Regions from separate parts of the Homo sapiens genome. Here regions 2, 3, 4, 5, 6 and 7 are each linked to region 1. A link is a contact called in ENCODE Hi-C or POLR2A ChIA-PET data. All regions are on one chromosome and are shown on one strand. The core of a region is the stretch at or near the end of the contact, and the rest is flanking DNA. Distances in the headings are between cores, read along the strand shown. Region 1 holds the start of ZBTB20 (zinc finger and BTB domain containing 20). Region 2 holds the start of ARHGAP31-AS1 (ARHGAP31 antisense RNA 1). Region 3 holds the start of ARHGAP31 (Rho GTPase activating protein 31). Region 4 holds the start of NECTIN3 (nectin cell adhesion molecule 3). Region 5 holds the start of CD96 (CD96 molecule). Region 6 holds the start of ABHD10 (abhydrolase domain containing 10, depalmitoylase). Region 7 overlaps C3orf52 (chromosome 3 open reading frame 52).

What was found. A loop is a pair of places that touch in the nucleus more often than their neighbours do. ChIA-PET counts read pairs that join two places held with the same protein, here RNA polymerase II (POLR2A). Pooled maps may share reads with other maps.
Region 2: a map of naive thymus-derived CD4-positive, alpha-beta T cell shows a loop between it and region 1 (12-fold over the local background). The contact joins the promoter of ARHGAP31-AS1 here to the promoter of ZBTB20 in region 1. A Hi-C loop is called at or near these places in 1 of 168 maps with a recorded cell type or tissue (naive thymus-derived CD4-positive, alpha-beta T cell) and 7 of 50 pooled maps. POLR2A ChIA-PET finds 5 or more read pairs at or near these places in 1 of 52 experiments (GM10248).
Region 3: a loop to region 1 is called in a pooled map, with 7 times the contacts of the local background. The contact joins the promoter of ARHGAP31 here to the promoter of ZBTB20 in region 1. A Hi-C loop is called at or near these places in 5 of 50 pooled maps. POLR2A ChIA-PET finds 5 or more read pairs at or near these places in 2 of 52 experiments (activated CD4-positive, alpha-beta T cell and naive thymus-derived CD8-positive, alpha-beta T cell).
Region 4: a map of gastrocnemius medialis shows a loop between it and region 1 (20-fold over the local background). The contact joins the promoter of NECTIN3 here to the promoter of ZBTB20 in region 1. A Hi-C loop is called at or near these places in 2 of 168 maps with a recorded cell type or tissue (CD4-positive, alpha-beta memory T cell and gastrocnemius medialis) and 8 of 50 pooled maps.
Region 5: a loop to region 1 is called in a map of CD8-positive, alpha-beta T cell, with 10 times the contacts of the local background. The contact joins the promoter of CD96 here to the promoter of ZBTB20 in region 1. A Hi-C loop is called at or near these places in 3 of 168 maps with a recorded cell type or tissue (CD8-positive, alpha-beta T cell and naive thymus-derived CD4-positive, alpha-beta T cell) and 9 of 50 pooled maps. POLR2A ChIA-PET finds 5 or more read pairs at or near these places in 1 of 52 experiments (CD8-positive, alpha-beta T cell).
Region 6: a loop to region 1 is called in a map of ascending aorta, with 7 times the contacts of the local background. The contact joins the promoter of ABHD10 here to the promoter of ZBTB20 in region 1. A Hi-C loop is called at or near these places in 2 of 168 maps with a recorded cell type or tissue (ascending aorta and naive thymus-derived CD4-positive, alpha-beta T cell) and 9 of 50 pooled maps.
Region 7: a loop to region 1 is called in a map with no recorded cell type, with 5 times the contacts of the local background. The contact joins the enhancer-like site here to the promoter of ZBTB20 in region 1. A Hi-C loop is called at or near these places in 3 of 37 single-sample maps with no recorded cell type and 5 of 50 pooled maps.

The regions. Positions count from the first base shown.
Region 1 is chr3:115,145,558-115,148,706 of GRCh38, forward strand. ZBTB20 (zinc finger and BTB domain containing 20) reads right to left here and starts at 1,731. Exons shown (of 12, transcript NM_001348800.3): 1 at 1,662-1,731. RefSeq lists enhancers at 407-516, 2,247-2,456 and silencers at 1,197-1,466, 1,777-1,946, 2,507-2,726.
Region 2 is chr3:119,321,261-119,324,409 of GRCh38, forward strand. ARHGAP31-AS1 (ARHGAP31 antisense RNA 1) reads right to left here and starts at 1,500. Exons shown (of 2, transcript NR_046748.1): 1 at 1,354-1,500. All of the region lies in intron 1 of ARHGAP31 (Rho GTPase activating protein 31), which reads left to right. RefSeq lists enhancers at 1,171-2,028, 2,029-2,885 and silencers at 1,448-1,807, 1,858-2,207.
Region 3 is chr3:119,292,959-119,296,107 of GRCh38, forward strand. ARHGAP31 (Rho GTPase activating protein 31) reads left to right here and starts at 1,425. Exons shown (of 12, transcript NM_020754.4): 1 at 1,425-2,046. The coding sequence starts at 1,947. RefSeq lists an enhancer at 848-897 and a silencer at 1,738-1,857.
Region 4 is chr3:111,070,305-111,073,453 of GRCh38, forward strand. It overlaps NECTIN3 (nectin cell adhesion molecule 3), which reads left to right and starts at 1,512. Exons shown (of 6, transcript NM_015480.3): 1 at 1,512-1,873. The coding sequence starts at 1,714. LOC151760 (putative uncharacterized protein LOC151760) reads right to left here and starts at 1,462. Exons shown (of 4, transcript XR_007096272.1): 1 at 1,188-1,462. RefSeq lists a silencer at 1,240-1,339.
Region 5 is chr3:111,540,569-111,543,717 of GRCh38, forward strand. CD96 (CD96 molecule) reads left to right here and starts at 1,629. Exons shown (of 14, transcript NM_005816.5): 1 at 1,629-1,741. The coding sequence starts at 1,681. LOC105374039 (a long non-coding RNA gene) reads left to right here. Exons shown (of 3, transcript XR_001740846.1): 3 at 1,367-1,435.
Region 6 is chr3:111,977,364-111,980,512 of GRCh38, forward strand. ABHD10 (abhydrolase domain containing 10, depalmitoylase) reads left to right here and starts at 1,663. Exons shown (of 5, transcript NM_018394.4): 1 at 1,663-1,840. The coding sequence starts at 1,699. RefSeq lists enhancers at 1,305-1,864, 1,723-1,772, 1,783-1,832, 1,853-1,902.
Region 7 is chr3:112,116,417-112,119,565 of GRCh38, forward strand. C3orf52 (chromosome 3 open reading frame 52) reads left to right here. Exons shown (of 6, transcript NM_024616.3): 6 at 226-1,794. The coding sequence ends at 230. Among named protein-coding and RNA genes, the nearest start is that of MIR567, 5.2 kb to the left of the region's middle. Within about 2 kb of position 1,900, at least 5 of the 41 ENCODE cell types and tissues checked have a DNase peak (open chromatin) inside an H3K27ac peak, as active enhancers do.

The sequences.
Region 1 (3,149 bases), core at 481-2,980:
TTGTGGCAAGAAAAAAACTATATATATTCTATTCCATCTATTCCCCCACACCCAAAATATTTTTGATCTGCAGCTGGTTAAATCCACAGATGCAGAACCCAGGCACAGGAAGGGCTGACTGTATGTGACCGGGAGTGGAGGGGGATCTATATAAATATTTCCACAAAATAGCAAAGGGTACTTGGGATTGGGAGCATGAACAGAAATGAAAACAAACCATTATAAATTTAAAGATGACTGGTTATCACTTAAATTTAGTGTCTACAGCTATTTATTTATAAAATGGTAATTGTGTTTTAAAACTTTCAATGGCAACAAGTTACAACAGTAACTTCAGAATAGCGTTCACTTGAAAACATTGGGTGAATGGCCTCTATAATTTTTTTAGCTGAAATGTATACACCGCCACGCAGTGAGGAAACTTGACTTTAGCACCCTTTTGGTATTTTTAATAGAAAAAACAGTGGAGAAGATTTTCACATGTCTAGAAAGGTAACATGTTCAACTTAGGTTTGGCCAATGCTGATTCTGAGGACAGTACTACACCCGCAAGCTTCCAAACTACTTCCTGATTCATTCAGATTTTCATTGGAGAGCTGTCATCCTGCTACTGACCTCATTCAACCCAGTTCGGAGTGAGAGATCAGCGGATTACCGCGCTAGGTACCGTAGCTGTACGCCATATTGTGTTTTTCGCTAATGTTTAGTTTGTGTGTGTGCCTAGCATATGTTTGTGCAAGTGTGTTTATCAATAGAACTTTTAGAAAATCCCTGCCTCCTGCCTCTTCAGCATCCTTAAAAAGGATAACAGCTGGGGGCGGGGGGTGGGGGGAGGACCCAAAAGCCACACAGACAGGAATACATTAAACAGTGTACGAGAGACGGCATTTGTTTTAAACTTTCAAGAACCTTCCAACCATTTTTATATCAGGAATCAAAAAGTGTTAACATGTTTTAATGTTTCCGAAGTGGCCCAAAGAAGAGAAAGAAGGAAAGGTGTGTCTTCCCTTCCCAAGCCCCCTCCTCTCTAGTCGTAGAAGCGAAGCAGGCGGGGGCCGGGAGCTCCGGCGTCTGGAGAGACATCCAGCGGCTGTGGGGCCAGGACACCTCCTGCCCCCCAGTTCTCTGAAGACGCTCCAGAGACCGCGAGAGCCACGGCAAGCGGGGGAGGGCGAGGAGGGAGGGGGCAGAAGACAAGCGGGCGCCTCTAGCAGCTCCTGAGCCCCGGCTAGTCCCCCTCAGCTCCTCTTCTTGGAAGCAGCGGCTCCAGGCGCAGGGAGTAGAGAGAAGAAGGCAGAAGACACGTTTCCAGCTGCGGGACGTCCCGCCCGCCCCGCCACCCTTCGACCCTCCCGCGCCTCCCTCCCACCTCCCCGCCGGGTCGGGCGAGGCAGCCGCCGGGCGCTAAGAAGGGCGCCGGGGGAGGGGGCGCGGGCGGGGCGGGGCGGGGCGGGGCGCGGGGGCGCGCGCGCTCATCCAGCTCAGGGCCCGCTGGCTCGCCGCTCTGTAACTCGCTCCCCCAACCCCACCCCGCTCCCCTCCTTCCCAGTCCCGCCGCCCCCCACTCCAGGCGCCTCGCAGACGCCTCATCCCCCTCGGCACGCACACACTCCTCCCTCTCTCCCGCCCGTCCCACAACAAATTAGAGTTTGTGGCATTACCTCCTCGCGCTCTTTAATCTTCTTTCCTCAACTCCTAAACTTCCCCCCGCCCCTACTTCTTCGGCAGAAGGCCCACATTGGACGCTTCACTCCGCGAACCCTCTATCTCTCCCCGCTATAGGATAGCTCTCACGCCAATCTTGGCTTCAGTGAGCCAATGAGAATGGGACGCCCCTCGTGAGGTTGCCGCCCATAAACAAAATGCACTCTTCCTTCTCCCCTCCGCCCCCCCGTCCCCGCCCCTTTCTTCCTCTTCCCTCATCTCTGTCACCTTCGATTGGGCTAAAAGAGGCCCAATCCGCTATCTCAAACATCCATTGGGACGCGGAAACTTCGCTCAGAGAAGTATTAACAGGCGATTGGTGGACAATCCTTCCACTTCGCCCACCCCCACAACCCCCTCCCCCCGCCGCACCTTCACCCTTTCTGAAAAGGTCAATCGTATCTCGTTGTTCAGTGATCCGGGAGGTGGAAGGCTATTGGTTCAGGGAGCCCGTCAGACCGGACTGGAGTGAGCCATGATTGGTCGACACAGGCGCAATCAGGTTAGGTTGCTTACTCCTCCGCTCCTCCCTCCTTTTCCTCCACGCCCCATCTCCCCCACCCCCTACTGCTTTTACTTTCTACGCATTTCTATTTCCTCCTTTATTTATTTATTTGTGATAAACTTAAATGACCCGGCGACGGAGGCGGTACTCTAGGAGAAGGCTGAGGATGACGAGCGGCGGCCTGGGGCCAATTGCCGAGAGGGCTGCGGGGTGAGGGGCAGCGGCGGTGGCCAGTGAGAGGCAGGTGTCTGGAGCGCGCTGGGCCTGTGGAGCCGGGATGCCCCAGCGGAGGCGGCGGTTACCCGCTGTCTGGCGCGGCGAGCTGCGCCGGGGGAGCCGCGGGAGCGGAGAGGGGGGTGTCGCTGTCTTGGACAGCTGAGGCAGCGGGATGGAGGCTGGATCCCGGGCGGTGGGTGGGAAAGCCGGAGGGAGGGTCTGGCTGGCGGCAGCGCGCAAGGCCGCACCGGGTCACGCTTGATTCCCGCGGAATGGGGCGCAGGTTGCCAGACCGGGTCCCCAGTGCTAGGGCTCAAGGAAGAATTTGTTCATGCAGAAGATTTAGAAAAATACTATGTAAAAGAGTTTGGAGTAAGCCTCCCTTAATATAAATGAGATTTATTATCCTGCCGGAAAAAGCAGATTATGTTTCTTATTACTGAACGCCTGAAGTACCAACGACTCAACCAGAGCCCACAGAATTCAATATCCTGGGTGGTAAAAGGAACAAATAAAGCAACACGGAAAATTAAGTGTGGTTCAAATGCTTCAATAAAATCTTCGTCCTCAACCATTTGTCATTCAACATAGCACTCCCCAGAGCCAAATTCTTACCAAATATTGGTCCAGTACTCAGGCATTGGAGAAAAAAATGAGGCTGAAGTCCAGCAGGAAGCCCAGGATAGATTCCTAAAAAGGATTTCTTACAAGGGCCAAGATGGGA
Region 2 (3,149 bases), core at 250-2,749, 4.2 Mb after region 1:
TTCACATATATATATATACTATATATATATATATAGTATATATATATGTATTATGTATATATAATTATATACTATATATGTAAAATTTTAAAATCAATGTTTTCATACTTTTTAATAATACATGCTTATCCTCATTGTAGATAAATTGGGAAATACATAAATGTTTTAGAAAGAAAAAAATACTTGTATGTAATTCTATCACCCAAAGATGTAACATTTTGGTGGATTTCCTTCAAGTGTTTTTTTTCTATGTACATTTTCATATTGTGATTACACTGTGTGTGTGTATATATATATTATATATATATATGATTTTGTGTCTTGCTTTCTTATAACCGAAGTCTTTATTCAAGTTATAAAACCCTACATATAACATTTTAAGGCTCCGTAGGTTTTGTTTTGTTTTGAGACGGAGACTCGCTCTGTTGCCCAGGCCAGAGTGCAGTGTCACGATCTCAGCTCATTGAAGCCTCTACCTCTCGGGCTCAAGTGATTTTCCTGCTTCAGCCTCCCAAGTAGCTGGAACTATAGGCCCACACCACCACGCCCAGCTAACTTGTTTTTGTATTTTTAGTGGAGACGGGGTTTCGCCATGTTGGCCAGGCTGGTCTTGAACTTCTGACCTCGGGTGATCTGCCCGCCTCAGCCTCCCAAAGTGCTGGGATTACAGGCGTGAGCCACCACGCCCGGCCCATAGTAGTTTATCATATAAATATGCCAGTTTATTCCCTGCCTCCATTACTGGACATTTATAGTTATGATTGTTTTAATTTTATGAACAAGCCCACAGTGAATATTGTGAGGCATATGGCTCTTTTGTTATGTAATATTTCTTTGGAATAAACTCCCAGAAGTAAAATTGCTGGATTAAAAGGTGTGTTATTAGTCAGAACTCTCTTGGTTGTGACTGAAGGAACTCTGACATAAGAAAAAAAGTGGGGGTTAATTACTGATTCATAGAAGCAAACTTTGGCAAAGACAAGAAGGGAGCTGGCTTTAGGGAGCTGGGACCAGAGGCTGGAATTTTAACCTCCTGACTTTCTCCTTGTCTCTTGAATTTATCTTAGACATAAATGAAAATAGAGGTAACTCAAAGCGTCTAACCCACAGTGACAATTGCTGCTCTGTTTTTAGAGCCGGGATTTTGTTCGTGGACTTGCCTTGCCTGGTGGTTGAACTTTGCAGCCCCTTCCTCCTCCGGGCAGCTTCTCTCAGTGGCAGCTGTGTTCCCCATGGTTTGTCCTGGATGTCTCCCTTGTGCCATCCTTGCAAGCCCGCGGCCAGCGCCTCCACCCACGCTCCGGCCTTGCTCCCACTCCCACCGCTCTGCCACCTCCCACCTCAGCCTCCCACCTTGGTGTGGAGGGACCAGCGTCGAAGACAAAGGAATCTCTGACGAGAACCGGCCAGTCCGGGAGGGACGGCGGGGAAGGGGGTGCTGCTCTGGCGGAGCCCTCACTTCACTCGCTTCCCCTCGAGCGCCCCTCTAGGCTGGGGCCCGGCCGCTCTGGGCCTGCTCCTCCTCCCGCTCCTGTTGCGGGGCACCAGGTCAGACCCTACAGGGGGCTCCGCCAGGGGGAGGGGGAGAGGGGCTCCCTTCAAACTCGGCCCGGCCGCGGGGGTCCCGGGTGCCCTCTGCTGGGCTCCTTCCACGTCCTTGTCCCTCCTGAACTCCCGTTCCAGCCCTGCCCCCGCCCCGCAGTAGGGAACGGACTCGTTTCTGCCCCGCCCCGGGGTCCGGGCGCCCGCCCGGCGCTTCAGCTTCAGCAACGTCAAGGCCACGTTCCCTCCGCTCCAGCTCGAAAGACGGTGGCGCTGACTCTGCTCTGCGCGCCGCAGCTTCCTCCCGCTGCTCCGCCCAGCGGTTTCTGATCCCCTTTCGGCGCTGGGGACTCACACGCTGCGGCGACAGGAAAGCCCGCGCCCCCGGCCGCTTCCCGGAACGCCCTCGGGGACGGCTGAGTCACTTGGCGCCCGCCCGCGCGGCCACCGAGCCCAGAAGCGGGGAAAGCCCAGAAGCGGGGAAACCCCAGGGACAGCCGCCGGCCCTGGGGGCAGCCAGCGCTCCAGGCCGCCCAGCACCTCGGGCCCGGATGGGCTTCTCGCGCCCCAGGGCTGCGGCCACACCCCGCCGGCCCAGACCCCGCGGGTAGAGAAAGGAGGTGCAACCCTGAGAGCCAAGACGTTGGGCTTGGCTTTGCTTTGCGTTTCTTTCCTTTTTTCTTTTGTTTCTTTTCTTCTTCTTTTTTTTTTAACCACATCCAGGAAGAGGAGAAACCTGTCTCATGACAGGAAACGAAGAGGGAGGATGCATCCGAACTGAGGGACATTGTTTCAGTTGCCTCACCTGACATACTGTCTCACCTGAGAGAGGGAGGCCGAAGAGGCAGCCAATGGTGGCTGGAGCAAGCCCTGTCCTCGTTACCTGGGCTGTGGCTGAGCCCTGGGGCTCACCGGCTGTATGGCCCTGGGCAAGTCCTCGGAGCCTTAGGTTCTCTGCAAAATGGAGATGATGTTTAATAGAAAATGTTTCTATAACTTTTGTGGCTTACTTTTTGAAAAGCGAGGGAGGGACTTTTGTCCTTCCCTCCTCGCATCTCAGTCGCAGTGCTGGTTCACAATCAGGCTGTTAACGCGGTTTCCACATTTCCTGTCCTCCCCCTTCCCCTTTCCTGCTGGGAATAAGAAGGTGGGCCCCCAAGGAGACAGAGGGTACACTCGTAAATGAAAAAGAAAAGTCAGCACAAGGACCCTTTGCTGCGGAGATTTCTTTTTCCAGGTATCCTAAGTGGGGCTCTTGCCATCCCTGCCATCCCTGCTCTACACCGAAGGGGTGAAGTCCTGGGACTCTGTTATGCCCATCTGTATGTAATCCTAGGCAAGATTATTACAGTAGCGCTTTCCTCTTTTTAGAATATACCCTTGTCTAGCCCCTACCCCATCTTCAGGACAGTAAAGGTTCTCAACTCACTTCAAACCCTCCTAGCCGTCTAGAACAGTGGCTCACAACCGCAGACCCATAGGAAATGTAGGGCCATCTATGTAATAAATTTATCCGGATGTATTATAACAATTTTAAGGTTACACTTGTCCTTTCTTGAACAGGACAATTCTTTATTCTAAGACTATATGCTTCATAGTTTTAGTTA
Region 3 (3,149 bases), core at 175-2,674, 4.1 Mb after region 1:
GGCAGCAGAGGCCAGGCAGGTGCAAAAGGGGGAAGACAGGCCGTGGGGTCTGCAAAACTGCAAGAGTCGTCTCTCTAAAGAGGGTGCCTCCAAGGGGCCTGCCACAACTCAGCATCAGCCGTCCTTGCCATATGGGAATGCACTTGTGGTGTAACTAGATCTTCCATTTTTTCAAGAGAAGCCAGAAATTCAGATTTTATGTGAAATCTCTTAACTTTTTAATGCTAGCTACTAATTTTAAAACGTGTTAAAGCATGGTGTCTGCCAGCCAAGTACATCTATGGGCCAGATCTGGCAGGGTGGCTATCAAGTTGTGACCTCTGACATAGAGAAAATGTCAAGGGTCAAAGTTCATAGACTGTTAAGGTTACATAGAGAGACAGTGACTGTAAAGGGATTCAGTACCTAAAATGCTACGGATGCAGCTTTGCCAGCAATCTGAGCTGTATGACATATGCCCCTATCCTTCAAGCCTGTATATGGATTTGAATTTATACAGGAAGTTTCATCTAATCCTCAAATGGTTAAATCACAAGAATTTGAGTGCTTTCTGTGTGCTGAGTACACAGAAGTTAAAGAATTTAAAATCTAACTGGAGAAGAAAAAAACATGCCCTCTTGAAACAACTTGAAACAAATTATGAAAGAACCTGGGAGACTGCTTTCTTCACATTTCATGTGTCAGAGGCATCTTAAATCCTGGTTTGTCCCCCCCAAATCACTTCCATTTAGAAAACTTTGCAGTAGTGTGTGTGTGTGTCTTGAATATGTAACCAGAAATCTGATTTCCTGGGCAGTGGTTACAAAGCTGCAGCCTCTCTTTGCCCAGGGGTATCTTTACCCCAGAGTGGGAGGGGAGTGAGCTGAGGTGGGGGTGCACGAACGCTGCAGAGGAGGTTGGGATGGGAGTGGCCGGCGTGAAGCCACTGCCTGTCAGGTTTCTCCGCTGGAGTCCCCTGTTTGTCTCTGTCATTACTCTTTAAGTATTTGCGTAGCAGACAGGCGGGCACCGAAATAGAAAGTGTCAAAGATACGATGACAATGAGGATAAAACCAGGGCAGAGGGTTCTGAAAGTCCCAACCAGCACGGTCCCCGCAGAATGCCAGCGCACCTCCTCCCGCCACTTCAAAGAGCCGGCTCGGCGGGGCAGGAAGCGGCGGCTGCGGCTGCGGGTCCTGCGAGAAGAGCGCGATTTCCTCCGGGGCTGCCCAGTTATCTCTGGAGTCGCAGAACTGCTCTCGGGAGAACGCGTTCTCTACCCCAACCCCGTGCTCCTCAACCCACCCACCTACTTCCTCTAGCTCCACACACTCACAAGCACCGAGCTGCCAAAAATTTCCACCCACCGCCCCCCTCCCTAGCTAACTTCCTTCCAGCATTTCCTGAGCTGGATGATCCTAGGATTTGTAAGACAGGAAAAAAAGGAAGGCGTGAGGGCGGGCAGCAGCGACAGGATGCTTGTTTTTCGCTCTACCAAAGTCGTCTGAAGGCGAGACAGCGGGCCCAGGGCGCAGGACCCACCGCAGCCCCCTGGGCAGTCTCCTCGCCCCGCGTCCGCGTCGTCTCCGGGGCACTTAGTAAGGGGTGGGGAGAGCTTGCCCTCCCTCTTAAGCTGAGGAGAAACACCCGAAGACACCGCAGGAGCCTGTGAAAGTCCCTAGGACTCCAAGTGAGGAAGTGACACTCCCAGGCGAGCCGGCCCGCGGCTGCCAGTCTGCACGGCCTCGGCACGGCGGCCCCGGAGCGGCGCGGGGTGGATCTCAGGCTCTGCCGGCCCGCGGCCCGCGGGGTCCATGCGCAGGGCCCCCAGCCCAAGTTCTTCCATCTTCCGATGCGGCCCCCCAGAGCCGCGGGGCAGCCGGTGATCTAGCCCGGGAGCCCATCTTACAGCGGTGCCAAGCAGAGGGGCGGCAGAGACGGAGGGGCAGCCTCTTTGGGACTAACTCATGAAGAACAAGGGTGCTAAGCAGAAGCTGAAACGAAAGGGAGCCGCCAGCGCGTTTGGCTGTGACCTGACGGAGTATCTGGAAAGCTCGGGACAGGATGGTAATGTGCCTTGGCCTTTCTCCCCCGCCCCCACCTTCTTTTTGTTTGAGGGAGAGACGGACTCTCTCGAGTTGTGATAGAGTCGGTTCACAAGTTAATGTATTCCAGGCCTGTGCGCTCATTGCACTTTTTTTTCTTTTTTTTTTTTAAAGAACATAAACGATTCTTAAGGTGCACAGCGCTGCTGTCCCGACGCGCAGAGGCTGCTGTGTCAGTCCTTCCGTTTGCCTCACACAAGCTGTTAATGGGTGGTACTGCCGCAAGTTTACCGGGCCACCTCAGGGGATGGGGGTGGAAGCTGCAGAGGTCCCAATCCTAAACTTGGCACGTTGGAAGGGAGGGAGGAGGGGTGGACATGTGGGATGGTGATCAGTGGTCTTGCCTGGGTACAAAATCATGACCGCCTTAGCTGTCCCTCCTGGGCTCTCCAATTTCGTCTGCTCACATCTTTTTTTATTAATGTGTTAGAAGGCAGTTGCGGGTGGGGGGTGGGGGAGGATCCTGGCTGGGGGAGTGGTTGCACAAACATTTCTGAATTTCTGAGCTGATGCCAAATATATAGTACCTCCACCCCCTTTCCACAACCCCCTCCCCGCCCTGCAAGACCTTTTCCCTCCTCTTGGCTTTCAGATTAACATTTGGTGTGTCAGACAAGAAGAGTGTTGTAAAAAGGTCAGAGGGCCTCCATTTTTAAATAGTTTAGGGTAAGTAGAGAAAAGGAAAACTTCTCTGTTTTCAAGGTCAGATGGGGGTAGGGGGGAGTTGGGGATGGGGGAATCCAGCGGAGACAATTTAAACATTTGTTGGGGAAGGGGGAAAGAAAACACCATCTAGATTACAATAACAGCGTTTGAGCTTAGAAGTGTTTAATCATAGGAAAGTTGGAAAATTGAGCATTAAATGACTCCTTTTGTAAGGTTGACTGGTTTTGCACTTACCCTTGACAAAAAGGCCTTGTCTTCAGAAGCTTCAGCGAGAGGAAAATAGCCTACTATATAGGCCATGTGTTTATACATAGATAGATACAACAAAGGGGAAAACTAAGGGCTGTGTAACCGTGCGGAATAATTCTGCCTCCAGGAAAATAATCTCAAAACCTATTT
Region 4 (3,149 bases), core at 262-2,761, 4.1 Mb before region 1:
TGTAGAATGGCTTGTAGCCTTGGAGGTTAGTAAAGCCTTGTAATCCAGCGGGCGGAAGGTGGGAAGACCCTATTGACTGAAAGCCGAGGACAGCGTGGTCTTGGCCGCAAGCATGCATTAGTTTAGCTGCGACAGGCTAACTTCTGGGCGGCTGATCCTTGTTCAGCTTTCCTGTTACTGGAACACATTTATGGCTATCTCGTGGAGATGACAGGACCTACATAAAATTAATAGTGTCAGGCCTGAGGACTGGTGTCCTCTGCCTTCAATTCACCCCCTACGCTGGACAGTCCAAATTGTCCACCCTCCTACTCCCCCCGCGGAACCAATGTGGCAGTGGCTCCAAGGTCAAGCTGCCGGTACTGTGCGAGGCGGGAGGATGGAGAGGGCAGGGCGGAGAGCCACCTGGGATGAGCGAGGGTCATGGTGGACCACAGACGCTCTTCTTATACGGGCAAATGTTTAATACTTCCCGAGGTCGCCTCTCTGCCATCAAACGAAAACAGGCAAGAAAATAAAACTACACATACGAACATGCAAAGGAAACAAAACCAAAGAAAAACACCAACGCACTCGTTGGGGGAAATCCATGGCCTCCTGTTGCCAGTCGCCCGGCGCGGAAAGTGGACAGCCCAGCGGCCAGTGAGAAGCAAGAGCAAGAAAGCAAACCTTCTGAAGACCCCTCTCCTCGCCCAGCTCCGCCGACCATTCTACCAAGCTGCCCTCCCAGAAAAAAGAGCAGGAAAAATGCCTGTGCAAACGTGCCTTGGCGAGCGGGGAATAAGTGGGCTGGGAAGAAGGGAAGGATTCGGAGAGCACAGCTGTCCCGGGGAACAGGAAGGAGGAGAAAGTCTCTCCCTCCCTTCAGTGCCCCGCGCCCCAGCGAGGAGGAAGATTACTAGTCCAGCAGGCTGCGTCCAGCTTCCTACACAGGAACCTTTAGCATGGGCAACGGAAGGGCAGCCCCCTCCTGCCTTCCCCTCCCCACCCCACCCCCTCGTCCCAGGTCCCCGCCACAGGGAGAGCGCCGCCCGGGAGAGGAGAAGGCCGAGCGTGATTGTCCCGCAGCCCTCGCCTCAGTCGGCGCCGGGGCCCCCGTGGACCCGCGAGGGGTGGAGTGGGCGAGACCATTGGAAAGGCAGGGAAGGGGGGAAACCAGGCAGGAACGAGGGGCGGGGCCGACTAACCTATTCCAGATTTTCCTGTCCCTTTTAAATCTCTGCTGTGGGAGAAACCCCGTTATCAAAGTGGATGAAAAGAATATTTTTTTTTGAAAGGGGAGGAGCATGTGTAGGAGGGCGGGGTGGGAGGAGACAGGGCTTGCGCCCGGGGATCAGACGGGAGGTGGAGTTGCGCGGGGAGGGCGGGCGAGTCGGGCGCCCGCTCTGAGAGTCGGTTTCTTTTCCCCCTCTTGCGTGGGGCGGGGTGGTGCGTTCCGAGTTCCCAGGAGTTCGACGCGGGCGGGTGCCGAGGGGAGGGGAGTGGCGGCGGCGGCGGGCGGCTCCCGCTTCAGCCTCGGCAGTGGCGTCGGCGACGGCGGTGTCGAGGCAGCCGCCAGCGTTCGGCCAAGTGTCAGCCGGCAGCGACGGCGCTAGAGCTGGGAGCTGGGGACGCGCGCGCCGGACCTTCCACAGCCTCCGCCCAGAGCCTGAGGCGCCGGGGCCGGGGGAGCCGGGGGGCGGGCGGGCGAGCGGGCCGGGGGGAGGGTGGGGGATGGCGCGGACCCTGCGGCCGTCCCCGCTGTGTCCTGGAGGCGGCAAAGCACAACTTTCCTCCGCTTCTCTCCTCGGAGCCGGGCTCCTGCTGCAGCCCCCGACGCCACCTCCGCTGCTGCTGCTGCTCTTCCCGCTGCTGCTCTTCTCCAGGCTCTGTGGTAGGTGAACCTCGGCGGCCGGCGTGGGCTGAGGGAGCCGCCACTGAGGGTGCGGGCGCCGCGGCCGGCTCTGCCAGCCGTTCTCTGGAGCAGCGAGGCGGTTGGTTGTGCGAGCGAGTGCCGAGGACTTTGGCTGGAAACTTTTCGCCGCGCCCGGGGCGAGGCCCTGGAAGGGCCAGGCCAGCGAATGCTGAGCCGGCGGCCCGCTGCCCTCCCCCGCGGCCGCGCGGGTCGCCGTGCGGATGGCCGAGGGTTGGCGATGGTGCTTCGTGCGCCGAACTCCGGGTTTGCTCCGGGGACCGTTACTTCCTCGCTCATTCTCTGGGAACCCTCGTAGGTTAAGGTGCCGGGATGCACGTTTGCCGCTTTTTTTCCCGGTGAAACTTGAGCTGTGAGCCCAGAAACCCTAGGGACCGGAGCCCGATGGAATGAAGCCTCCGGGTCCACTTCTCATGGCCTTCCACCCTGGAGAAGGCACCATTTTAGCCCACCCAGCCGCAGAATCCCCTACAGCTAGTTTTCTTCTGTCTTGTGCCCACTCCCCCGGCTCTGCCCTGACAGCTTCTGGAGCTCTCTAGATTGACCCTCGTCCCTGCCCTCCAGCTTGTGGGACGTCTCTCACACTGCCCGTGCTTATTTTACCAAACCGCAGGAACAAGATTTACGTGTTAAATACCTGATTTCATGGACTGTGTGCCCCGGCTGTTCTAACCAAAACAGTCACGCGCCTGTTTCCCATCTCTTGACCCTCGTGTTATGTTACTGTTTTCCTGTCATATTTGGGAGTTAGTCTCTGAGTTTTCTTCCCAGGTATGCCAGACTAGAAGCCTGCTTATTAAGGACTGTGCTAAAAAAAAAAAAAAAAAAAAAGTCTGCCTCATGCAAGAGAAATGGACTTAAGTGGTAATTAATGGGAGGCAGCGATTTGGGAAAATAAGGACACCAGTCTTTGGTGGGAGGAGGAGTATCAGAACACTGCGAGTAGTTATTTATTTGAGGGCTCTTGGTAAGAAAAGTAGAGGGGCAGAACTTAAGCTTGGTCAAAGATTGGTTTTCAGTATTTCATAAAACCGTAAACTGAAGTTTTACTAGTATTTATTAAAAGGAGAGATGTGTGCACATTTCTTGAATAGTGTGATTTAGAAGGAGGAGAATCCTGTTACATGGTAGGTGAGTCAGGGTAGTTGGTTATGAGGGAAGCAAAGTTTGCATGATGGGATTGAGTGTCTCTTCTGGGCTGAGAATTTCCACTGACAGTTTACCACCACGTTTCCAG
Region 5 (3,149 bases), core at 379-2,878, 3.6 Mb before region 1:
GGAAGAGATGAAGCTACCCAGAGCAGTTATGTCTCTTCCTGACCTTCTATAAAGGACTTTGAGTTCCCAGGCCTTCCCTGGAAAATCACTGTCAGTACTACCTGACCCAATATCCCCAGTGACCTGAAACTCATGGGAAGTTGGGAAGGGGTGATAATAAAGGTTTGGGGAGCACTGGACTAGGCAAGCAGTAACTACATCTAAATTCTGCAAGAAATCATTAGCTGAGGAATACTGAATAAGTATGGCAATTATCATGGCAAGTATTTGCAGTGGTGGTATAGGGGGTGATCTGGACGTCCAGGAAGACAGTCGCCCTTGTTTATTTACATGAAAACCTCTCTTCTCCCATCTAAATTTAATCTCCTGAATGGCAAAAGCATTTCCTTCTGTCTTAGCATCGTCCATATTCACCACGAGTCCTTGCATAGGAGAGATTGGTGTATACATGATGACAACCTGACGAAAATTATCTCCACCTCACCTGAAAAGAATTCCCATCTCAGGATTACAACTGGCCTTTTCATTTGTCTTTGGTCTTGCTAGGTGGTACGTATATTCTAGTAATGAGATTAGGGTCACAGGATATTTTAATCATTCATACGGTTGTATGAAGACACACATGTTTATTTGTAGTTATTCTTTGTCCATCAAACTTACAGTAGTCCTCAGTCTAATGCTTGTTTTCTTAATGTTGGAGGGTGATGACAGCCTATTTTATCTCAGGCTGAAAAACTAATACAATTAAATCAGAGAATCATAGCAGGGAACAGTCATCGTGTTCTACGAATAGCCAGACATTTTTACCAAGGGGTCACTTTCCTGAAACCTGTTTGCGGTTCTCTGTAAATAGAAGTAACTAGGCAGATGTAATAAGCCTAATAGCTCACTGAGGTGGGAATTCTCTGCCTTTGGATTCTGATTGTTACTGCCTTGCTTTGGCTTAGGCATGGATAAACTCTTCTGTGGTGAACAAAAATGGCCTCCAGCCAACCTGGTGGGAGACTTCCCTATCTGACCTCCAACCTTCCCTCGTCTTCCCAGACGAGGGGTAGAAAAGTAGCCCTCACTCCTCCACTCCCAGGAAATGTGCATTTCCCTGCAAGAGGAGAGACAATAAAATTTGGTTTGATAGCTGACACTATTCCCTGTTACTTTTCAGATTTTATTAAAATTAAATGTGTTAATTCTTTGTTCTTTCACCCCAGGGCAATTCTGGAAAGAAAACATATCTTAAGATTGAACAGAAAAACTATTATGAAAAACACCAAGCTCACATTTGTTAAATGACTTTGTGCTCTTGAAAAAAATGTATAAAAAGCACATTGCCAACTGCTCTGCGTGATATCCTTTGTTTGGATTTTAGACGCAGCTTGACTGACACAGAGATCCTGAATAAGAGACTCTTTGGATACTGAAAAGTCTCTTAAATAAGGTGATACACAAATTTCAGAGAACAATTTCAACATTGTTCTGTCGAACGTTATACTCAGTCCTGAACCACATTACTTTCCTGTCTACGTTTCATTTCCTGGGGGCTTGCCAAGTGATAAACAGACCCAGGCGTGTGTGGTAGAGTTCGGGTTTTTTAGCACGAAGTGGGTGGCTGGAGTTTGCTTGAAAACATCAATTGACTTTGTGATCATTACAGAAATGCTGGTGTAAGGTGTTCAGAAGACAATGGAGAAAAAATGGAAATACTGTGCTGTCTATTACATCATCCAGATACATTTTGTCAAGGGTAAGACTTCCAGTTGTCCCTTCTTGTCGGATGGGCCGCTTTAGGGGCGGATGGGGCCTCTGTTCATTTAAAATGCCTTGTGACTGCTGCTGAAATTGATCACCAAAGGACAAATCATTACTAAGGGTTTCAGTTATGTATTTAAGCGGCAGGTATAAGAGAGATGCTAGAATCTAGAAATGATTACTAATGAACACTAAAAATAAGAAGGGAATGGGTCATTTGTGCCACTGCTCTGAGGCATTTTCACCCATTTCCTTTCTAACAGGATCTCTGGAGTAATTGGCAAATTGTGTTTCTTGGAAATGAAATGCTCTCCAAATGGTAGCCAAAACAACTGCGGAAAAATTAAAAATTACAAAGCCATCAACGCTCAGAGATCCTTGTTTAACTTTTTTCTCTCTCAAGTACTCTCTTTCTTTTGGATATAACAAGTATTTCTCATCCAAATACTAAGGTCTTTGGGAGTTGAAAACACGTTGAATTTTAATGAGGCATGTGTAGGTATGAACCTGGGAGACAAAGTGGAATCCTTATGACAGTGGGAACGAGAGCCTAATGGGCCTATTTAAAAAGAGAAGGAAGCAAGATTAGTTCTGTATTCCACAGTATGAGAGTATCATAGTAAGCCTGAGTGTCTTAAGAATTAACTGTGCTTTTCAGACATAGCTATGAAAATATTAAGGAGAATTTCTAAATCAAAAGAGATTTGGAATATAATGCTGTAGATAGGATCAGAGCCATATTTTCAGGCAAAGGATAGCTCACAGGAAGTTACATTAAACTGTACTAACCTCTGCCTACCAAACTTTTGCATCCACAGAAGTATGATAATTCCCATTTGTCAAGTACTTTTACTTTTAAGAGGCTTGTTTCTTCTCAGTTGCTTGTCATCTTTTTATCTTTTCCTTTTGTGAGCTTCAGTGGTACTTGTCACAATAATATATATCATTTCTGTAACAGGATTCCATGTTAATTCTAAAACTGAGGCCAACACTATTGAAGGCATGTCACAGTCTCAATGCTTAACACATTTTAAGTGTCCTGTATCACTCAGTCAGACTGCTGATGGGAAAGAGACTCTACTTATGTCTAGTATTTCAGACCATCGATTAGAGGTGATACTAAGTGGAACCTCTACCTAAGGTTAGATGAGGTCCTTTCAATCCTTGTATATTGAAAGTGAAATTTCTTACTCTAATCAACTAGACTGAATTTGGGAGACAGTTTGGAAGTTATGTGGAAGGAAAATAAAATAAAATAAGTAATAATAAAGTTTAAAATAATAAGCATAACATAGGTAATAGTTAACATTAAGTATAGGTTACTTAGAAGTTATATGTAGGCTAAGAAATTTAAGTAGCCCCTCCCAGCATTGCTAACAAGTTGCAGCTGTGAGCTTATCTCA
Region 6 (3,149 bases), core at 413-2,912, 3.2 Mb before region 1:
ATGCATCAGGCATCACCTTAGTGATTTAGTCCCTTAGAGTCTACAACAGGTCTAATGGAGAACGGGCAACATAGCTCAGCATCTTTTGGAGTATGTCCTGAAATCAAGTTGCTGTCCTTAACTATATGTCCTTAGTAGAGAGAGGCATCCCACCTCTCAAGAAAGAGATCTATTCAGTCTTTATTTATCTAACTGTTCCAGACTGTTCCAACAGTCCAGGTTCTCACGACTCCAAAGACATGCTGGATTCACTATATCCAAACTTTGCCTTTAATTCTGGTACCAATTACTGCCCCCCAAATTTATAACCAGGATAATAAAAGTTACTTTACTATCTTATATATACTCAAAGTATTACACAAGCCACCATAACTTTTAAATAGGAAACTACTACGTAAAACTCCATGGTTGATGCTTGAGGCCCCCAGGAATTAGTTTGAAAGGTATTTAGAGCTGGAGTCCGGAAACCCTTGTACTACAATTTATTCAACTATTTTTCTATTGTTAGCCATTCCCATTTTTTTCCTTCTCTTTGCCTCTAAAAACGGTGTAGTAGATAATATGCAGTCTTAAGAACTAGTGTTGTTTTTCTATAGGATAATCACAAATTGGTGCCACTGCGTTAAAAGGCACTGGAATGGATGCATATTTTAAAATTGTAATAGATGTGGCCATATTACTTCACAACAAATTTTAGTAATTCACCTTCCTAGCAATCATACATAAGTGCTAGTGTCTAGCATCCTTGCCAATTATTTTTCTTTTTTGCCAACTGAATGGGGGGAAAAAGGCATTATTTTTTTAATTCCAGTTTTTCATTTAGTGAGTTTGAGCATCATGTTTCCTTATATGGGCTGCCTATTTATAGCTGTTGGCCAATTTTATTTGAATTATATTTCTTATTTATAGGAGCAGGCTGAGTAGAAGTATTAATGTATCTATGCTACAAAATCCATTTTTCTAAGCTCTTAACTTGAGGTGTCTTTTGCCATTCAAAAAGTTTAAATTCGTATACAAATATATTTTTTATTTATGATGTTGGGGTTTTGAAATCTTGGTTAAGAAAGTCCCTTCTGTCCCCGGATTATATAATATTCTCCTAAAATTTATTTAATCCTCTCAGTTGTATTCTTCCGTTGAAATCTTTTTTTACTGAAATTTATTTTCGCATATAGCACGAGGAGGGGGCCAAGATAATTCAGTATTTCGTTAATCAGGCATATAGATCTAGAGCGGGGAATGTCCGATACCATTCCAGGTTATACAGGCGAGATTAATGTCAGATCTTGGGAGCATTTCCAGTACAGGTTAAAACTGTCACGCGGTCGGCGGGATTGCAGGTGATGCAGCAAGCCTGGTGTCCTCGACAGGAGACGTTTCCCATCTAGGACCGTTGGATAGGGTTCCTTTCTGAGCTTCCAGCTCTGTAGTATCTATCAGCCCGCTGATAGGGCAGCCTCCCGACGCCACTCAAAACATCTTAAAGGCCCCAAGCCAAACCCCGCTACTAGTAGAACCAACAGTCTAAACGAAAGAGCCACGACGCTCTGCGCATGTGCGCTCTTCGCAAGCTGAAAATCTTGCGGGGAGCTCTTTAGCAAGTTCCGCCTTCCAGCCTGAAGCGCATGCGCAGCCTCGGTTCCGTTGCGTAGCGTGTCCCTCAGTGGGACACTGCAGGGTGCGGGGACAACTACGAAGATGGCGGTTGCGCGCTTGGCAGCTGTGGCGGCCTGGGTACCTTGTCGGAGCTGGGGCTGGGCAGCCGTCCCCTTCGGTCCCCACCGTGGCCTCAGCGTGCTGCTTGCACGGATACCTCAGCGGGCGCCACGGTGGCTCCCAGGTCAGTGTCCGAAAGGCGGGAGTAGGATGCGTTCTTTCGAACGCCTCGGGTTCCGTCAGTTACCGTGCCTGTGCAGTGCGTCTTTGGCGCCCGGTTCAAAAATGCTCCTCCCCCTTTCTCAACACCCCAGTTCTAGGCGCTTTGTAGACTTCTGGTGAAGGCTGTGAGGAGAGCTCTGCCGCGGCCCTGCGGCATTCTGGGCACCCCGGGCCCTCGCTGGCGTTTTACACTGTGCAGTTTAAAGAGCTCCTGCTCCTTACCTGCCTCCCCTGCATTAAAGGCCAACACTAGAAAAAATTAAAATGTGCATTTAATGCATTATTATTAGTTACTTCTAGGAATTTGTAGATTGTGACTCCTAAAATGCTTAGACTGACTCTCCTTTGAGTTTAGGGAACCTAACAATGCGAGGCATGTTCTTTGTAAAAGTGTAGACGCCCTCATAAGCCTAATTTCTAGTTCTGCTTTCTTGCTGCACCCACTCAGTGAAAGAACCATAATCATTATTGCACAAAGGAAACTAGAATTTGGGCTAAAAATCAGAGAACCTCTTATATGTATATATAGTCTTTGAATTAGATCCTTTTATTTTTTTGGCTTTGTGTGTGGTTCACACCATTGCCACGTAGCTGTCAGATGATGCATGGTGCTTGGAGTGGTAATTAATGTCACGGCAGAGATCTTTTGTATGGAGATTTTTGTATCCAGTTTTTAAACTTTTATAATCAGATTAACTTGCATTTAATTGTGCGCAACCAAAAGGCATGTTACACATGCAAATACTCCTAGTAAAATGTAGTATGTCAATTCATTAACCAGAGTATAATATTATTTCATCTAGTTAGCACTTATTCATTGAGCACTTATGCACCAGGCTTTGAATTAATCCTTATGTTCAAAGATGATTTATGAATATAATTATATGAATCTGTCTACTTAGAACTTACATTAAATAAATTATAATCATCTCGGGGAAATTATGTTTTAAGAGGTGATTTCTGGAAGAGGATAGTGAGAATTTTTTTTAGTGCTCAGCTGAGTAGATGGGAAATGAACATGAGTGGATCAGCATAACTGGTCCTTACCAAAAGTTTTAAATTTGGCATATTTCTCTATACTTTGAAACAAGCTTTTATGTAAAAAGGATAACTTTAAGGCCTTCAGTTACATCTTTAAAAAATCAACTTCTTAATTACAAAATGGGGAAAACTTTAGCAGCACACATGGATTCTCTTCTCAAGACTGAGAAGTTTTCAAAGTGGAGGACGGCTTCATTTAATATAAAAAAAGAAAATGTATTAGTCCAAAG
Region 7 (3,149 bases), core at 650-3,149, 3.0 Mb before region 1:
AACAAATAAGCAAGAAACAATAAATGTCATTTGCCTTTTGAAATGTATTCAGAGCGGTGTGTGTGTGTTGGACTGAAGACTAAATTTCCTCTGTTAGGAATGTATAAACCTTGCAATTTTATCTAAGATTTTACACTAAAATTCAATGAAATGAAATGAAAACGTAAGCATTTAATAGTGGTTTTAAAAATCAGTAACTTTTGTTCATCTGTGTTTTCTTTTTAGAATGAAGTGATGGAGGCTGGTCTCTGTCTGAAAGCAGTGCTCTACCAAGTCCTGGAGATGAAGGGAATTCACTCTGTTTTGCAGAAAAGATTCTGTGGATTAATACAGAAGCACCAGCAACACCAGAGGGGTGGAGACTCCTTTCTCTCCCGATTCTACAGTCTGGCTCTAAGCCCAGTAAAACAGCTCCCGAGCACTGCTTCAGCTGGGTCCAGTCTTGACAAAGGCAGGAAGCCAGCTAGGGTGGGGGCGATAGGGTCAGCGGGTATGTCCCACTGTTGGAGGTCACTGGTATTCTGTTTGTTTTTGTTTTGTTTCGTTTTGTTTTTTGAGACAGGGTCTCGTTCTGTCGCTTAGCTGGAGTGCGGTGGCGTGATCATGGCACTGCTATTCTTGAAGCACTCCACCCACCTGGGCTACTTTTTCTTTAGTGCAGAGGTGCACTGTCTTCTTTTAGGTGGGATCGCGTAAGCATGAGCTGGTAGAGCACGGAGAGGCAGGCAGCCAGGTTACGAAGACTAAGCCAATTATTCACTGAAGTCATCCTCCTCCCCCCCACCATTCGATTTGATCTACCTCTAAGCCAGGCTGTGAAGAAAAGGAAGGCACTTTAGAAGACCTCAGCAGTGTGGTTCTGTGTCTACTTCCATGACCTGTACCTGAGTATCTTAGCCAGCCAGCCTTAGGAACACCACCAAGGTTACTTTGAAATCTATGTATATAGCTAGTTACAGACGGGAGCTATGTGTTTCTTCATTATTTTGCAGCTCCTCGTTGTTCCTGTGATTCCTGAACACCTTTTTGGAAATATGGGTCTCTGTGAGTTTTGAGCACACTACTATCACTTTGGATAGTCACTCCATTTATATTTTTATAAACTTCCATTAGAGAATCATTAAGGCTGTTTAATATCTGCTCTGGATATTACGCATTGGCTTTTTGTTGCCTAGTGCTACAAACCTTCCTGTGGGACTCAGTGTCTTCAGGCAATGATTGTGTATCCTGTTACAGATGGTTGTGATACAAGAAGAACCACTCTTCTTTGAAAATAAACTCTTGGAAGCTTTTGCCAGCTATTTGGGGGGTAGGAGGAATATTAGCAACTGTATTGGTTGTCTACAGATACAGAATTGCCTGTTGTGAGGGAACTGATTGTTTTGTTGGGAAAAGAAATTTACCAGGAGAAAGAGTTTTGTGCTGTATTGTGAGAGATCTCGCCTCTCAGTTAAATGAGCCCTGGGTTAAAGTCAGTGTGAAGGGCAGCTGTGTGCGGGCACGAGCCAGAGTGTCTGCCTCAGACTAGATTTGACTTGAGTTCTTTATGACCCAGGACTCTGGATAATGTGAATTTGCTTTCCTATTTAACTAGAAGATACATGTACTATAGATCATTGTCTCATTTTAGTGATTGTTCCTTAAACTAGTGAAACTAGTGGATTTCTCTTCTTCCTCTTTATTTTCTGCATGTTAAATGTGAACCTTAGTGTATTTGTATTTTGTAGAAAATAATGAAAAATTTTAATGGAGAATGATTTAAAAACATTTACAATACATTATTTTTGCATCTGTGTTGTTGCATTCCCATTGGCTGAGCTTTGGGCTGGGTTTTTGTTTGTTTGTTTTTTGCAGTAAATGGTGTTGAGCATAATTTTTTTCATTTCCCTTAGGGCAGCTTCCTCTTCTGGGTGAATAAGATCAAGCCAAGTTTGGCTGGGGCGGCCTGGGTTCTCCCCTCTGTTCCAGCAAGAGCAGGCAGAGGCCATCCCCTCCTCTTTCTCTGAGGCCCTCTCTGGCAGGACTTGGTATCTGAAAGGGCTTGGACTTGAAGGAACAGCCTGTTCATGTCTGGAGGCAGGATTTGGTTTTGTTCTTCCCTTCTTGTTCAGAAAGCACCAAGATGCAAGTACCTTGTCTTGGGTTTTGACCATTTGCAAGTCATAGAGAGGACTTTCCATAGATTTGACTTTTCTGCCCAAATGGTATGGGAAAAAACTAACCTTTGTGACTAACATATTTGGTGGTGTTTGAAAAAAAACGGCCCTTACAAATGCACTGTTCTGCTATAGGAGATAAATCTACTGGTCATCACACAACATCATGATGAGCATAATGCCTGGTACATAGTGAGGTTTTAATAATTGAAGGATTTGAGAAGAAAACTGCTCTTCTCTGGATGTCACTTAGATATGGATAGAATGGCAACAGCCATATCAGCAGAACCTGCTCCTGTTCCTCTGCCAACAAAAATTCCAGCCATGTGTCTGATTCTTTTTTGCCTTTCAATTTAATTTAGTTCTACAGATTTGAAAAAATGATGTGTTTTATGGAAGGCTATGGGGATACTAGTGGAGAAGACAACAATAAGAAAAGAAGCTGTTAGTCTTATTAAGGAGTCAGGATCAGTACAGATGAAACAGGAAACAGCAGAAAAAAATACCCAGGGGTCAAAAACAAAGGCAGTCTGGGCGCGGTGGCTCAAGCCTGTAATCCCAGCACTTTGGGAGGCCGAGGCAGGCAGATCACCTGAGGTTAGGAGCTCGAGACCAGCCTGACAAACATGGTGAAACCCCATCTCTACTAAAAATTAGCCAGGCGTGGTGGCAGGCGCCTGTAATCCCAGCTACTCAGGAGGCTGAGGCAAGAGAATCGCTTGAACCTAGGAGGCAGAGGTTGCAGTGAGCTGAGATCACGCCATTGCACTCCAGCCTGGGTGACAAGAGTGAAACTCCATAACAAACAAACAAACAAACAAACAAACAGAAACAGTAGGGTTGCGGGTGGTCAGAGAAAAGAGTGGTCAGTATAATCAGAGGACGTTTTTTTGTAGGAAGTAGGACTGAAGCCGAATCCTGAAGCACTGGTGGGATTTGAATAAGAAGATTTGCCTTCCTTTACACATGTTCGTGTCTTCTTAGGATGAGGTA